Linked DNA regions of Homo sapiens: region 2 is linked to region 1. Evidence: read pairs that join two places in POLR2A ChIA-PET (ENCODE). Cell type or tissue: PC-3. All regions are shown on one strand.

Region 1 (8,000 bases):
GTGTGGTCACCTGCCCATTCCAGTGTATAGATGTGGGGAGGGAAAGAGTGGTTCTTCTGTGTGTTCAGAAGCATCTGTGAAGCACTCATTCACATGTGTTAGTGCGTTGAGTGCAGAGCAAAGTAAGATGAAAGGATGCAGTGCCTGCTCCAGGGATACCCAGTCTCATTTCTGACAAAAGAAGGCATGTGAAGGACTTGCAGACTGCTTAGCTCTGCTGAGTGCCGTGCATCCAGGTGTCCTAGATGGCTAGGTGTGACCCTGTCAGAAAATAACTCAGTTAGCAAGTAATTTTACCAGGATGTCTTCCCTGGCATCTTTGTCCATGAAGCCTCCATCATGAGGACTCCGCACTCAGGGAGGCCCAGAGAGCAGTATGTGGCATTGCCCAAGCTGGATTATGGCCCTTCTCCCTAAGGCCATGAGGATGAAGCAGTTAACATTTTTCCAGGGAAAGCTGTCTTAGGGTTCTAGTTCAGAGGTCGGTAAACTATGGCCTGTAGCCTATTTTTGTATGGTCCATGGGCCAAAAATGGTTTTTACATTTTGAAATGATTGAAAAGAAAATCAAAAGAAGAATGATATTTCATAACATGAAAATTACATGAAATTCAAATTTCAGTGTCCAAAAAATAAAGTTTTATTGGGACATAGCCATGCTCATTCATTTATAGATTGTGTGTGTGGCTGCTTTCATGCTATAACAACAGCAGTGTTGAGTAATTGCAACAGAGGCCGTGTTGCCCACAGAAGCTAAAATATTTACTATTTGGCCCTTTACAGAACTAGTTTGCTGACCCCTGATCCAGTCTAACTTCTAAGGAAAGGAGAGGGAAAAGGAAGGGTGGAGGGGATGTTGTGACTCATTCCTGGGTTGCCCCAGTCAAGTGGAGGCCACAGGCAGGCCTTTTGGGCACCATTCCAAGTCCCCTTTGGGTGCTGTCTCCTCCCCTCCCCCACCCCCAGGCAGAAGCCTCCTGCTGCCCTTTGAAGACCGCGGAGACCTGGAGCCCTTGGAGCTGGTGTGGGCCAAGTGCCGAGGCTACCCCTCCTACCCTGCCTTGGTGAGTCTGCCCCAGACGCCACCCTCCTATCTCCCCTGCCTTGCCTTGGGGGCTAATCTGATTGGATTAAGCCAGCAGAGTGTGGTGGGAGTCAGAGTGTCTTTAGCTGTAGAGGGGAGGGGGGTTTTGCCCCAGCCTGAGTGGGTCAAACTAGCAAGGCTCCCAGCTTGGAGCACTAAAAATAGGCTAAAAGTATGCAGATCAAGGCCAGGGTTCTTAGAGTTTTAATAGCATTTATTTATTTCCTTATGCATAAAAGTAACAGGGCCCATTTTAGAGAATCTTTAAAGCTACTGATAATGCTTAGACGTTTTATTAAATATTTGTCATGCTAAGTCCTTGAAATACTGAGGAAAGTATGATTATTACATTTTGTAAGAAGAAAACTGATGATTTGTGGTCATTCAGCTAATAAATGACAGGGTTGGAATTTGAGCCCAGGGCTTAAAATGTGTGATGTCAAAGCCTGTGTTCTGAGCCACTGAGTTCAAAATCATCCACAGTCCTGCAGGGATAACTTGGGGTGTATATCCACTTACTCTTTTACAAAAAATGTATAAATATGCATATATATGAGACCATATTGCTTTTAGCCTCCCTTTCACTTAACAGCATATCATGAACATGCACATCTTATGCCATTAAACATTCTTCATCAACATCACTTTTAATGATTGCATCGTCTTCAGTTGTATGCATGTACCATATTTTAACCATTCCCTAGTTGGTCACTTACATTGTTTTGAATTTTTCACTATGATAAACAGTTGGCAATAAACATCATTGTAGTTTTACCCTTGTGCACATCCATGATTATTTCCTTACAGTGAATTCTTAGGAGTCCCTTCTTGGGGCAAAGTCTATGCAGAATTCTGATACAAGTTGCCAAGTTGCTGGAAGTTCATTTTGGTTTATACTCACACCAGCAGTAACTAAACTTTTCATTTCTGTCATAGTAGTAGCAGTTAAAAATTCAATTTTTACCACCTTGATTGTTATTTCTGAACTCTTTCTCAGTTGGGGAGGTAGTGTCCACCTAGCTCTGGAAGATACCACTGATACTAAACCTTTGGGGCATGTCAGAATAATCTGTGGAAATTTTTAAAACAATACCCATATCAAGTCACCTCCACCCCAGCGCTATCAAATTAGACTCTCTGAGGCCAGACTGAGGCATCAATATTTTTTAGAAAACATCCTAGATGATCTGTAGCCAGGGTTGGGAACCACCCCACCAGCCTCTTACATGTATACAGGACTCTGGGTTTCTCCTAGCCCCTTCATATCTGCAACTTTTAACAGCAGCCTTTTAAGATAAGGAGAGGAGGAATTCTGATCCTGTTTGGTCAGATAAGGAAATTATAGCTCAAAGAGGTTGTATTAATACAGTTTGTTGGAACCATATTGGAAACCATGTTGCCTACTCTACTCCCTCCTTAGCAGTAGCAGGTGGGGAAAATCCATACTGTGACCTAGCAGCTGAAGAGTTAGGGCCTGGGGCTGCCTGCCTTCACAGGGCTCTCTGCCCTGCCAGCGGTGAAACCGCAGGACTCCCAGCTCAGTCATTAAAGAAGTGATTAAGCTGTGCAGGTTTGGATTTAAAAAACAAACAGACAGAATACCTCACAATGCAAAAAAACTAGTCTAAAACTCGTCTTTTTTTTAATTACCCTCTTAATTATACATTTTGTCATGATTAAAGAAATTCAGCCACCACCTGAACACAACCTGTGTTTTTATTTTGGTGTATGCTCTCCTAGTCTTTTTCCTATGCATTCTTCAGTATGTATTTGCATCCATAAATAGTGGATATAAAGTTTTTAATTTTTTCTGGCTCTTGTCTTTTTTTTCTTGTCTTTTAAACATTTTTTCTTGTTTTTGTTTTTGTTTTTGTTTGTAAGAGTAATATACTGCATTATAGAAGTTTGGAAAAATAGAGGCGAAAAAACACAAACCCCACCATTCTAATGTTGACTCCAAGCATTTTGTATCGTTCTATTTATTGTTCGCATATTCATATTATAGTTGTAATAATAGTGTATGTACACATATGTTAAGTTTTATCACAAACTTTGTTACCATGTTGTTTTACATTTGCATAGTATTCATTGAATGAATGGACCATTTATTATTTTGGGACACAAAAGCTGTCCTCAGTTGGCAGACTTACCCACCTTGCTTTTGCCCTCAGGGGAAATTTTTCACAATCTACCCTCTGCAAGCACCCTGGGTTCCAAGGCAGGAACCAGCATGCCTTAGTCAAGAGGAAACATATCAGAGTAGCCTCACTGTCTTGTTTGGTAATCAAGGAAGCTTACAAGGGCTTGTATGGTGGTTCTCCTTAAGACCCTTTACTTCAATCCCAGGAGGGACAGACAGGCTGGGAGAGAGAGTTTTGATCAAATTACACACCTGGTGGGTGGGGTAAGGTGGTTCTTCCTTAGAGTAAACTCCTAACCAGAACAGCTGCTTTCAGCTGCTTATCTTGAGAGGGATGTAGTGAAATTGGCAGACAAGCAAAGGTAAATAATGAGAGCAGTTTATTGTAAGAAGGGGCCCACTGGGACAGCGTATAGGAAGTAAGATTGCTCTGTCTCTGGAGAAGGCTGCTTCCTCAGTAAGTTCCTAGTCTTTGCTCCCAGAGCTATTAGCTGTCTGCTCTGGAAGCAGGGGCTGTGTAGGAGGCAGTGGGCTGTGGAGGCCCAAGCCTTGTTTGGTTTTAGTACCAATGTGGTTTTAGCCAGCTACATTCTGCTTCTGTGCTTGGTGTTTTCCTCTTGTCAGCTAACACCTGTTAGCAGACTTCTCAGCATCAGCAAGAGATTGAAATGAGATGATGTGTGAATAATTAGGAGCTTTGGAAACTTTGAAAGTGCTCCCTAGACCTGGATTTTGATTGTTGTGTTGATGCTGCCAGGCATTTTGCTGAGCACCTGCCGTCTCTGAGCCAGGCAAGGTGGGGCTGGATGCCAGAAGCAAACCTGAAGGAGAAGGGCCCAGCTGCTGCCCTTGTGGAGCTTATTGCCTCAAGGATTAATGCCTCCAGTGGCCCTTGTTTCCACCCACATCATACCCCCCTCTCCATCAACCTCCAAGCTCATTCTCTAGCTATACACTGAGCCTCCTCTCTGATCTTACCATGGAGGTGTCACAAATATATCTGGTCCATGTATCAGGAAGGATTGTAGTCAGACAGGAAGGTAGTGGGTAACCAGAGACCTCGTTAGAACCAACTGGATGGCCTTCCCGATGCAAAGCCTTCTTCATAGCCGTGGTACCTAGGGAAGGCCCCCAAACATTTGAGGTGAATTGCAAAGGTACTAAGGGGAAATTGACAGGAAAAAAAAAGTGACCTCTACTCTTCTGTCCTAAGGGACATTGGAGGAAGGGGTTTGCCTGTCTGGTCTGGACATCAAAGATATCCCACTCAGGCCTGATACTCCCCTGGTGTGGGTGCTTCAGCAGTTGGTCCTGCAGCAGGGGCACTGCTCACCCTGGCCTCCCTCACTGAGTGCCCATCTTCTATTCTGCCTCCAGATCATCGATCCCAAGATGCCCCGGGAGGGCCTCCTGCACAATGGCGTTCCCATCCCTGTCCCCCCGCTGGACGTGCTGAAGCTGGGAGAGCAGAAACAGGCAGAGGCTGGAGAGAAGCTCTTCCTTGTCCTCTTCTTTGACAACAAGCGCACCTGGTTAGTGGGTGCTGCTGTGAGGGGGCTGAGGGGCACGCCAGGGGTCTGTGCCAGTGGTGCTGTGCTAGTGAGGTGTACAGAGGGGCCATGGATGTTACCAGTTACCCTGGTCTCCACTTGCCAGCAACAGGCCTGCACTTGGCATGTTAATAGTAACTGAGGGGTGTTGCAGATCAGATTCCCTGGGAAACACTCTGAGGTCGAGACTTGCATCAGGAGGCTATTGAGGAGAGCTGTGGGGCGGGAGCGATGCAGCACTGGGCAGAAGTTGAACTACAGCCCACTTGCTGCCTCAGCTCATCCACTGGGCACATCTGGAGCTGGGTGGCTCAACAAGATAAGAGATGTCAGGAATTGGGCCTGTGCCTTTTTGCCCTGTGCCAACTAGTTATTCAATGCCACTGCCCTGAGGGAGGGGTGTGGCCTGGGCCTGAGGCTTCCATGGTGGAGAGTGATTCCTAGAGAGGGACTCAGATGAGAGCCTGTGAGCTTCCAGCACTTCCAGTAGCTTCTGGGAAGCATGTTTCCGTCCTGAGGGGGGTTCTGGCCAGTGCAGTGTCCGCTACAGGAGACTTGCTCATTTATGGTTTACAACACTTAAGGTTTCTCTTAGCACCAACAAGAGAGTGCTTTCACCTTAGCTTCTATAGAGTGAGGAGGGAGAACTAGCTAATAAAAACAGTGATAATAGTAGCTGCCATTGAGTGCTTACTCCATGTCCTTATGCAGATTGCTTTATATATCTGATCTCTTTTAATCCTCATTTAAGTCTTCATTAATCCCCTCATAATCCATTTTGCAGATGAGGAAGTTGAGGCTCAGAAAGTCCAGACCCTGTAGCCAGAACTAAGATACAAAACAAGATCTTGCTCCAAAGGCTGTATCCTTAGCCACATGTTATATTCACCCGGGGAGCTTTAAAAACACATACACAGTGTGCAGGTCCCACCACAGATGAGTTTATCAGTTCCTGGCATCAGCTCTACTTCCTAGCCATCGCCCCCTAATTCTCCAACGCAAGGCGAGGCTCAGAGCCCTCCAGGGTGGCTCAGCTGGCCCCAGAGGGCAGCAGGTGGGCCTTTCTTAGCCTATGGACCCTTACAACTCTCCAAACAGAGTAAGGGCCCAGAGAAGGACCTAGCTGCAAAATTGATTCCATGCCATTCCCCCACCCGACTCCTGCATATCCTGCTTGCTGTCCTCACCTGCTAGGTTCTTGGTGGCCTCCTGCATGGAGTCCCCCAATTTGCTTCCCTCTGCCCTGTACCCTCTCCCTGGCTTTGCTGGTCCTGGCCAAGTGGGGCCACAGGAGCCCGAGCCCCCTGTGAGACCCACTACTGCCCAGCCTCTTACTGTGCTTGCATTTCAGGCAGTGGCTTCCAAGGGACAAAGTCCTGCCCTTGGGTGTGGAAGACACCGTGGACAAGCTCAAGATGCTGGAAGGCCGCAAGACCAGCATCCGCAAGTCAGTGCAGGTGGCCTATGACCGTGCGATGATCCACCTGAGCAGAGTCCGGGGGCCCCACTCCTTCGTCACTTCCAGCTACCTGTAAGGGCAGGGCTGGGCCTGCATCCGCTTGCCCTGCCTCCATCCCGCAGGGCACAGAGAAGCCTCTTCTGCCCCTGCCAGATGTATGGCCGGCAGCTTCCCCCTCTCATGGTAGGCCAGGGACTGGGCTTTCTCCCCACTAAGGGCAAGGCCCCAGTTTTGACCAATCGCATGGTTCTCCTGGCAGGCCTGCTGTGTGCCAAAAACTCCCACCCAAGGTCCCTCAGGGGATATTTCACTGAAGAACCAGTTAGAAGTAGAAACAGCTGTGGGGCTTGGGCCCAGCTTAGGAGATTGCCCAGATGGCAAGAGGTCCTGGGCTCCTTCTTGAGGGGCTGCCTGGCCCGCTCCATCCTACTCCCACTAACTACACCTCAGGGCGGGTGAGGTTCCGACACTGATCCCAGAGATGCCGTGGATACGCCAGGGTCCCAGGGGGAATCTCCCCAAGCTCACACTCTCTCCCGCTTATCGCCTATTCTCACACCTCTTCTCGGTCCCATCTTCTGCACCCATTGCCCAGTCTTGCTTTCTCTTTCCCATATTCCTTTTCTTTTTCTCTTGTGCCAAACTGACAGAAACCGTCACCACACTGGTCTTTTTCTTTAATGTCTCATTCCCCTTGAGGCCAGCTGCTATGCCAGGTGGTGTCTCTGCCAGGCTCCTCAGGCCCAGACAGAGGCCAGCCCACAACCTATGACCCCCTCCCCCAGGACACCACCTCCCACCCACAGACCTTCCCTTTAGCTGTTGACACAACTTCCCAGCTCTGCAAGTGTGCCCCCTGGATCAAGGCGGGTCCCCTCTTGTTTTTTTCTTTGCTGCCACGAGGTGGTCCAAGCCTTCAGGGTGGGCTCCTATCAGGCTGGGTGTGCGAGTGTCCATCTGTCCACATGGATGTCGAGGGTGGTTTGTGTGGAGCTGTGCTCGTCAGCTGGGTCTGCCCTCTTCCCCCTTTTCTCCTTCTTCTCTCCTCATGGACTTTTTCTGCAATTGCAGTCTTAAGCTTCACTCTCCACCACCTGGATGGCATGGCGCCTGCCACCAAACATCTTCCTGGCCTGCGCTCTGCCCTGCCCTGCCTAGCCTCTGCTACTCCCACTTCCCAACTCCAGGGAATGCATTACTTTTATTTCAAACCCTCTGCCTCCTTCCTTCTTTCTCTTCAACCCCCTCCCCACCTTCACCTTCTCAAAAATGGAAGGAAAAAAAAACTGTGAATGGGGAATGCTGACTGACAAACCAACACAACTTTCAGAGGCTTCAGTGTCTGTTCTCTGGACATTTCTTTTCACCTCCTGAGCACCAAAGTCGCAGGGCCAGTTGCAGGCCGCTGATTGCCATGTTGATTTTTAACCTGATATTCTTTTTAATTGTTTTAAATTTTTCATAGGGGAGTTTTGGACAAAACAGTCACTGGGGAGATCACTGCCATTTTTACACACTTGACTTTTTAAAAATACAACCAACCAACCACCACAACTTCTTATACATTTGGGACATGAGCCAGAGTTTAAAAGGGAACCAACAAAACACTATAACTTAAAAGGATGGGGTTTTGGATTTTGTATAATAATAAAAACAATACAGCATATGGCTAGGGAAGGACATGGTGTATATAATTGTAAAATACTGTTCTAAATTATTCAGGCCTATAGTTTCCATTACTGGAGTCCTCCATTGTGTGGCCACACA
Region 2 (8,000 bases), 910 kb after region 1:
TTTTATTTATTTATTTGTTTATTTTGAGATGGAGTCTTGCTTTGTCACCCAGGTTGGAGTGCAGTGGCGTGATCTTGGCTCACTGCAACCTCCATCTCCTGGGTTCATGCAATTCTCCTGCCTCAGCCTCCCAAATAGCTGGGATTACAGGCATATACCACCACGCCTGGCTAATTTTTGTATTTTTAGTAGAGACAGGGTTTCACCATATTGATTAGGCTGGTCTTGAACTCCTGACCTCAAGTGATCCACCCACCTCATCCTCCCAAAGTGCTGGGACTACAGGCGTGAGCCACCACTCCCAACCTATTTTATTTTATTTTATTTATTTTTGTGGGGCTGGGCTTGGTGGCTCATGCCTGTAATCCCAGCACTTTGGGAGGCCAAGGCAGGCAGATGGTTTGAGTTCAGGAGTTCGAGACCAGCCTGGCCAACATGGCAAAACCCTGTCTCTACAAAAATAGAAAAATTAGCCAGGCATGGTGTGGCGCATCTATAGTCCCAGCTACTGAATCTGAGGAGAGAACATGGCTTCACCCTAGGAGGTTGAGGCTACATGAGCTGAGACTGTGCCACTGCACTCCAGCTTGGATGACAGAGCCATATCCTGTCTCAAAAAAACCCAAACCCAAAAAACCCACATTATTTATTTTTATTTTTTCGAGACAGGGCCTCACTCTGTCACCCAGGCTGGAGTGCAGTGGCAGGATCCCGGCTCACTGCAGCCTCGACCTTCCCCAGCTCAAGCAATCATTCTGTCTTGGCCTCCCAAAGTGCTGGGATTACAGGCGTGAGCCATAGTGGCCGGCCAGGCATTAACATTTTAATGACTAGATCTAGAGGTTTGATATAAATATACCTCCTCCTGTAAACATTTGTTGAGCCTATTCCCAATTGCCAGGCACGAGGCCAGGCTCTTCCACTGCCTCACAAGCACCCTGGTCCCGTCCTTGAGTCATCAGCTTCCCAGATGCTTCATATGGGAACCTTGGAGAATCGCGGTGTGCGACTCTCCTCACCCCATTCCTCTCAAATCCAGGCAATGACCAAGTGTCCTGAGATTCATCTTCTGTCTCCCATTCACGCTTCACTTCCATTTCCACAGGGCACCCCCCTCAGCCCTTCCTTGGGTCACTTGTGTCACTGCAATAGCTCATTGACAGAGGCCCCTGCCTCCAGCCTTACCTCCTTCTAATCTATCCCCCTTCATCACGTTATCCCCCAACTCCAAATCCTTCAAGAGTTTCCCAAGTTTCCTTCAAGATCCTCCGTAATCCTGCCCAGACTCTCCGTGGTGGGATGTATTTTATAGAGACCTGCCTGATCCTTGACAGGGGTTTCAGTGAGGGAAGGAGGTGAGGGTCCCAGGGTGCCAGCCTGAGCGGAGGGGTGTGGACACAGGAGGGCCTGGTGCAATGTGGCTGGGGCGAAAATCTGAATCATAGTCAGTGAGGGCAGCCAAATTCCTATCTGGGAAATCAGGGCAGTCTGAAGGGTGAGGCCAAGCTGTAAACAGAATGAGTAATGAGGTCAGAAGCTGGTGGGGACCAGAATCACGTCTAGATGCAGTTCAAGGAAACGGAAATGGTACAAGGCTGAGGCTGTGAATTGAATTATAAGAAGGTATTGAAGTAACCCAAACATGCTGCTCTATGCAGGGATGGGGGTGGGAGGAACAGCCCGAGAAATCTCCCGTTCCTCTCGCTCCCTAAAAGGGTACCAAATACATGCTCTTTGCTTTTTCATGTGTGTGTAAAGGCCCTGTCTCCCCTGCCGCCTACAGTTTCATACCCCTCATATGCCTCCTAGCAATGCCAAGTGATTTGTTCAAAGTTGCATGCAGGCAGATGTGGAAACAGGGCTATATCCCTCCAGCCAACTGGGGATATGCTAGGGCAGTGAGCTGAAACTCAGGTTCATAGGTTGGCAAATTACATCTCAGATTCTTCATCTGTAAAATGAGGATAATAACAACATACTTCATAATAGTGTTATATTACAATAACACCACTATGAGGATTAGCCAAGCAAATATTTCTAAAATACTTAGAACAGTGCTTGGTACCTCGTATATGTTGTATAAGTGTTCGTTAAATAAAAATAAGGTACTCAGCTGGTAGGTAGGGCCAGTACTGAAAGTCAGTTCTAATTTTAACATTTGAGTCCTTAGCTCTTCCAAAACTAAGGTCAACAGCAGGCTACGGTGGACTAGGCTGACTACAGGACTTTCAAAAATTAATTTTCCCAGCCAGGCATGGTGGCTCACGCCTGTAATCCCAGCACTTTGGGAGGCTGAGGCGGGCGGATCTTGAGGTCAGGAGATCGAGACCATCCTGGCCAACATGGTGAAACCCCGTCTCTACTAAAAATACAAAAATCAGTTGGGCGTGATGGTGAGTGCATATAATCCCAGCTACTTGGGAGGCTGAGGCAGGAGAATCACTTGAACCAGGGAGCTGGAGGTTGCAGTGAGCAGAGATTGTGCCACTGCACTCCAGACTGGCGACAGAGCGAGACTCCGTCTCAAAAATAATAATTTTCCACTGTGTGCGATGGCTCACGCCTGTAATCCCAGCACTTTGGGAGGCCAAGGTGGGTGGATCACTTGAATCTGGGACTTTAAGACCAGCCTGGGCAACATGGCAAAACCTCGTCTCTACAAAAAATACCTGCCCCCCCGCAAAAAAAAAAAAAAAAAAAAAAAAAATTAACCAGGCATGGTGGTGCGCACCTATAGTACCAGCCACTCAGGAGGCTGAGGTGGGAGGATTGCTTGAACCCGGAAGGTCAAGGTGAGCTGTAATCTCACCACTGCACTCTAGCCTGAGCGACAGAGCAAAACCCTATCTCAAAAAAAAATATTAATTTTCATTTCAACTTAGAAAAACATGCTGTTGACTTATTTCACTGGGGCACACAGGAAATACCACTCAAGTTACTACCCTTACCTGTTCTTAGGAAACCACTCAGAAATCCAGAAGGACCAGTTCAAATATACTACCTATCCCAAATTTAATAGGCCTCACGAAAAAAAAAAAAAAAAGAAAAAAAAAGCCAGTCTTAGAAAATGACTGTGGGTGTCAAAACCAGCAAGGATTAGGCAATGGAGTTGAGTCCAGCAAGGTTCAAGGCTACAGCTCGTGTTGGAAAGGGAGCTGTGAGGAGTTAATGCAAAGAGGAGGAAATATTCTATTTATTTTTCTCAAAACTATTGGAGGTGGTAGTGTTTGGAAAGGGAGGGAGGAGGGGAAAATATGAGTGTATGGTTTGTAAAGTGATAAAATATGGACTCAGTGTATTGTAATAACTCAGTAGCAATTCAGAGAAGATAGTGCAAAAGTCTGTTTGCTCTAGCCATCTATCAACCAGAAACCTTTATTAACTGAACCTCTCACGCGACTACAATATGGCACTAATAGATGTTTGAAAATGATGACCCTGATATACTGCAAAATCCTAAACAGCTTTCTGAAACAGGAGAAAAAAGATGAAATGAAGCTTGCTATGGTTTGTGACAAGCGTATTTTATTGTATTCTAATTTTTTCAAAACAAGCAATATTTTTGTCATGTGTAGTATGTGATGATTTATATGCCATCTAATAACTTTCTATTCGTCATAATATTAGAACAATACATTACCCGACTGTGGTTGGTATCAGGGTTTAATAAACATTCTTTTTCTCCTAACACGCCACCACCAGCCCAGTTGCTTGGTTCCATTTTCCCTCCCGTTGTCCTTTATTTAATTTTAGGCCCAAACTTGACCCCAGTGGTCTTCCACTGTTTTTATTCTTCCCTAAGGAGGGTGTACCTGGCCTCAGGAGCCACTTACCCGGCCTCGCAGAAGTTTCACACTTCTGTTTCACACCCAGGGTGGAGCTTTCTTTCTCATAACAGAAAATAAGGAGGGACAGCCGCCTGGGTACACTTAAAAAATAAACGCATCTCTGGGGAGGTAAGGTCCTCGGAGAGCCAGGCAGTGACAACTGAGTGGTGTGGAGCACGTGGATTAAGTAGAACAGAAACAGATCCTGCCAGGACCGCCCCAGGGACGCCAGAGACACAAAGCAGAAACTGATTGTGCCCGGAGGGCCCTGCATCCCTTACCCACGCTGGAGGTTCTCCCGCCTTTTCTAATTACCTTCCCATTTCTTTTGCTCCCCTTCTCAGCCCGAGTGTTCAGGACTCTGCATACCACAGAGGTCAGACACAAATAAAATCCATACATGGACTCCATTCTCGGGTCACAGAATTTGGTGAACAACTCAGATTGAAGATGGCTCCCGCTCCCACCTCCCAACCCCACCACCAAAGCTTTGCTTGTAAACACCAGTCACTTAGTAACACCCTCCATCAGTCGCCTTTGGGCTATTATTCATCACCGACTAACCTTAAACCAACTTCATCTTCACAGGGCTCCCCCTAGAAGAGAGGAAATTCCACAGCTCTGATGTGATGTGAAACGTGATCTGACCGCCCCAGCACTCTTTCTTTCTCACTCTCCCCAGCCAGTTCTCAAACTGGGTTTCCCTGGCCCCTCTCGGGGAGGCCTTCTCCCGCCCCACTCTCCACCCCCTACTTCTTTCCCTCTCCATTTTCCACGCTGTAACCTGATAGGCTGGAAATGCAGCTTCTTTCATCTTATATTTCCCACATCCTGAAAGTTTGGAGAGAAGGAGCCCACCCAGATGAAGGAATTCCAAGTATGTGCAGCCCCCTCCTCCTTTAACTCCATTCACAAAGCAGATTACTAATGGCCCGAGGCTCCAGGGAGGCCCCATCCCCTCCCCACCCCCCACCTCCCAGGGAGTTTACTCATTCCACATCCTTACTCCTCGCCGGTACAGAAACCTAAGTCCACATGCCGAGAACCAAAAATTAACTTTTCCCTGGACTCTGAGCCTAAGAAAAGCTTTCAAACCTCACTCTGATTGGGACTGCAGTGGCCAGGAGATTCTGCTTACCAATCATTTGTCCCCTCTTTAGCATTTTTAGATAAAAGGGTTCAGGGAATATGAGTCATTGGATCAAGGGGAAAGGATATAACTGTAAATGCGATGCATGTCAAGGAGGCATGCTCAGGTCTTTAGGAAAGATCACAGGGCGTTCTAACTCAGAGTCATTTCAGCAGAAATTGTTTCAAGACCAGAGTAAGAGATGCTTCAAGATAGGCAGAGAATGTGTGGGGGAGGCCGGGTGCGGTGGCTCAAGCCTGTAATCCCAGCACTTTGGGAGGCCGAGGCGGATGGATCACGACGTCAGGAGTTCGAGACCATCTTGGTCAACATGGTGAAACCCCGTCTCTACTAAAAATACGAAAAAATTAGCCGGGCGTGGTGGCGGGCGCCTGTAGTCCCAGCTACTTGGGAGGCTGAGCCAGGAGAATGGGATGAACCCGGGAGGCGGAGCTTGCAGTGAGCTGAGATCGCGCCACTGCACTCCAGCCTGGGGGACAGAGCCAGACTCCGACTCAAAAAAAAAAGAATGTGTGGGGGAGTATGGGGGGTGCGGCGGTTCTGGTAATGTTTTTTGTTAAGAAATGTCTTGAGTCTTCACTACCTGGAAATTAGTGATCACGAAACGTGCCCCTGGGTCAGTTCTTTGGTCCTCCTGTCTTGAGTTCTGTCACTGACAGGGAAACAGGACAGGGACAGCTTCTTTGACTCAACCTCAACCTCTTCCTCAAAGGTTAGGAAGTACCCCCCCAAGCATCCTTTTTCATTAAGGATGCTTAACTATCTTATCTATCCTTCAAGGAGGGTGAGAAAGCAAAGCAGTTTTGAATCTGTACCCGCCTGGGATAATCAGTTCCCTGAGCTTACAAGCTTTGTGTGACATGGAATTTCCTGTATCAAGGAGTTCACTCCTGTCCCAATATTAGGAAGTACATTTAATAGATGTCTACCCATGTTGTCTTTGCAACTCAGGATAGAGTTGCAAAACTTGCTCAATGCAATAGCATTTAACAACAACAACAATATATATATATGAGATAAATCTGGGCATATGTTAGTGCATAGGGTTATGCATTCAATAGGTCTAATGATTGCCAAAGAACTCTCATAGAATTCAAGAGACCAGACCTGGAAGATGCAGTAACAGTGATAAGAAATAACAGACTGTGGCAGAACAGCCACATTGCAACTCCTTGGACCATTCCCAAGGTGCTGAGAAGAAATCTGTACTGCAGCTCAGCCCCAGGTTTGCAATCTTTATGTTTAAAGTGCCGCCTGCTCATGACATCCAACTGGTAATAGGCTCCTACCAAGGCTCAGCATCCTTAGGAGATAGCAGCACAAAATGATAGAATCAATGCCTGCAACAACAGAGCAAGTATTCATCTCTCTAGGCCTCAGTTTCTTATCTGTAAAATACTAAGGCTACCCCAACCCTTGCTTATCAAAGTGCAATCCCCAGACCAGCAGCAATGCATCAGCGGCTAACTTGGGAGATAACTAGAAATGCAGGCTCTCAATCCCCACTCTAACCTGTTGCATTTTCACAAGCTCCCAGGTGATTCCTGTGTACATTACAATTTAAGATGCCTTGGCCTAGACTCAGGCTCTGCAAAGGTCCTCTACATAGTACTGAAATTGTCTGATCTCATTAAGTGGCTTCCAAGGAAGTTTTTCTTCTCTGATAAATAGTTTTCCGGCCAGGCACGGTGGCTCACGCCTATAATCCCAGCACTTTGGGAGGTTGAGGTGGGCGAATCACAGGGTCAGGAGTTCAAGACCAGCCTGGCCAACATAGTGAAACCCCATCTCTACTAAAAAATACAAAAAATAAGCCAGGCGTGGTGGCGGGCACCTGTAATCCCAGCTACTCTGGAGGCTGAGGCAGGAGAATCGCCTGAACCCGGGAGGCGGAGGCTGCAGTGAGCTAAGATTATGTCATTGCACTCCAGCCCGGGCAATAGTGTGAGACTCTGTCTCAAAAAAAAAAAAAAAAAGTTTTCCTTCTTTCTTCTGCCTCCAGTCTTGGAATGTACTGTGTCCTCTGCCAAGGAACTCAAATTTTAGTAGGCATAGGACTCATACAAAGACCTTATTTACAATGCAGATTCCTGAACCCCATCAAGAAGCTGACTAGGACCGTGGTGGGGCCAGAGAATCTGTGTTTCAATCAGTCTCTTCCATGCGGTTCTACAGATTATGGCCCCAGATTACATATTTTTTTCTTAACTTTTCTGTTATGTAAAATTTCAAACATGGAAAAAAGAGACAAAATAGTAATATTAAACTATCATGTTTCAATCCCCAGCTTCAACAATTATCAATCAACTCAAGGCCAATTTTGTTTTCCTCAGATCATATTTTTGAAAAACTCATAGCTAGACCCTCCAGACCTTCCAGATTCCCTTCACCTACCTTTAGTGTTCAGCGTGTTCTCACTGAGGGCAAGAGTTATATCCTATTATCTTAAAATCCCCAGTATCTAACACAGTACCTGGCACATGTGGTACTCAATAAATTTGTCATAAAAATAACAAATTAAAAATAATTTTAGGCCAGTGATGGTGGCTTATGTCTGTAATCCCAGTATTTTGGGAAGGCAAGGTGAGAAGATCACTTGAAGCCAGGAGTTCGAGACCAGCCTGGCCAACATGGAGAAACCCCATCTCTACTAAAAATACAAAAAATTAGCTGGGCATAGTGGCGGGCACCTGTAATCCCAGCTACTCGGGAGGCTGGGGCAGAATTGCTTGAACCTGGGAGGTGGAGGTTGAGGTAAGCCGAGATTGCGCCAGCGCACTCCAGCCTGGGCAACGAGAGCGAAACTCCATCTCAAAACAAAAAAGAAAGAAAGAAAGAAAGAAAAACAACTTTAAAGTAAAACATAAATTATCATCTGCCTGGATGGTTTACACTGCAGGTAGATGGCATTAGTTGTGTTCTGATTTTTCAATTATTTGGCTGTGACTCCTTTTGCAGTTAGGGAAACGAAGGCATTCAAATGCATTGTACCAAGTGAAAGAATTAGAAAAAAGATTCCAAAA

What was found. Peaks named below come from ENCODE experiments on the same cell type or tissue, not always from the same donor. Only the 100,000 strongest peaks of a DNase experiment are listed, where the experiment ranks them.
Region 2: POLR2A ChIA-PET joins it to region 1 with 12 read pairs; 2 of 35 experiments call an interaction of 5 or more read pairs at or near these places.

What each region holds. Positions count from the first base shown.
Region 1 is chr6:36,224,301-36,232,300 of GRCh38, forward strand. BRPF3 (bromodomain and PHD finger containing 3) reads left to right here. Exons shown (of 13, transcript NM_015695.3): 11 at 967-1,064; 12 at 4,602-4,756; 13 at 6,126-8,000. The coding sequence ends at 6,309. Among named protein-coding and RNA genes, the nearest start is that of BRPF3-AS1, 31 kb to the left of the region's middle. In PC-3, no CTCF peak of the experiment used is centred here; no DNase peak of the experiment used is centred here.
Region 2 is chr6:37,133,271-37,141,270 of GRCh38, forward strand. No RefSeq gene overlaps it. Among named protein-coding and RNA genes, the nearest start is that of PIM1, 33 kb to the right of the region's middle. RefSeq lists an enhancer at 4,168-5,004. In PC-3, no CTCF peak of the experiment used is centred here; DNase peaks (open chromatin) are centred at 901, 1,511, 2,971, 4,411 and 1 weaker place; H3K4me3 peaks cover 2,760 bases; H3K27ac peaks cover 5,883 bases.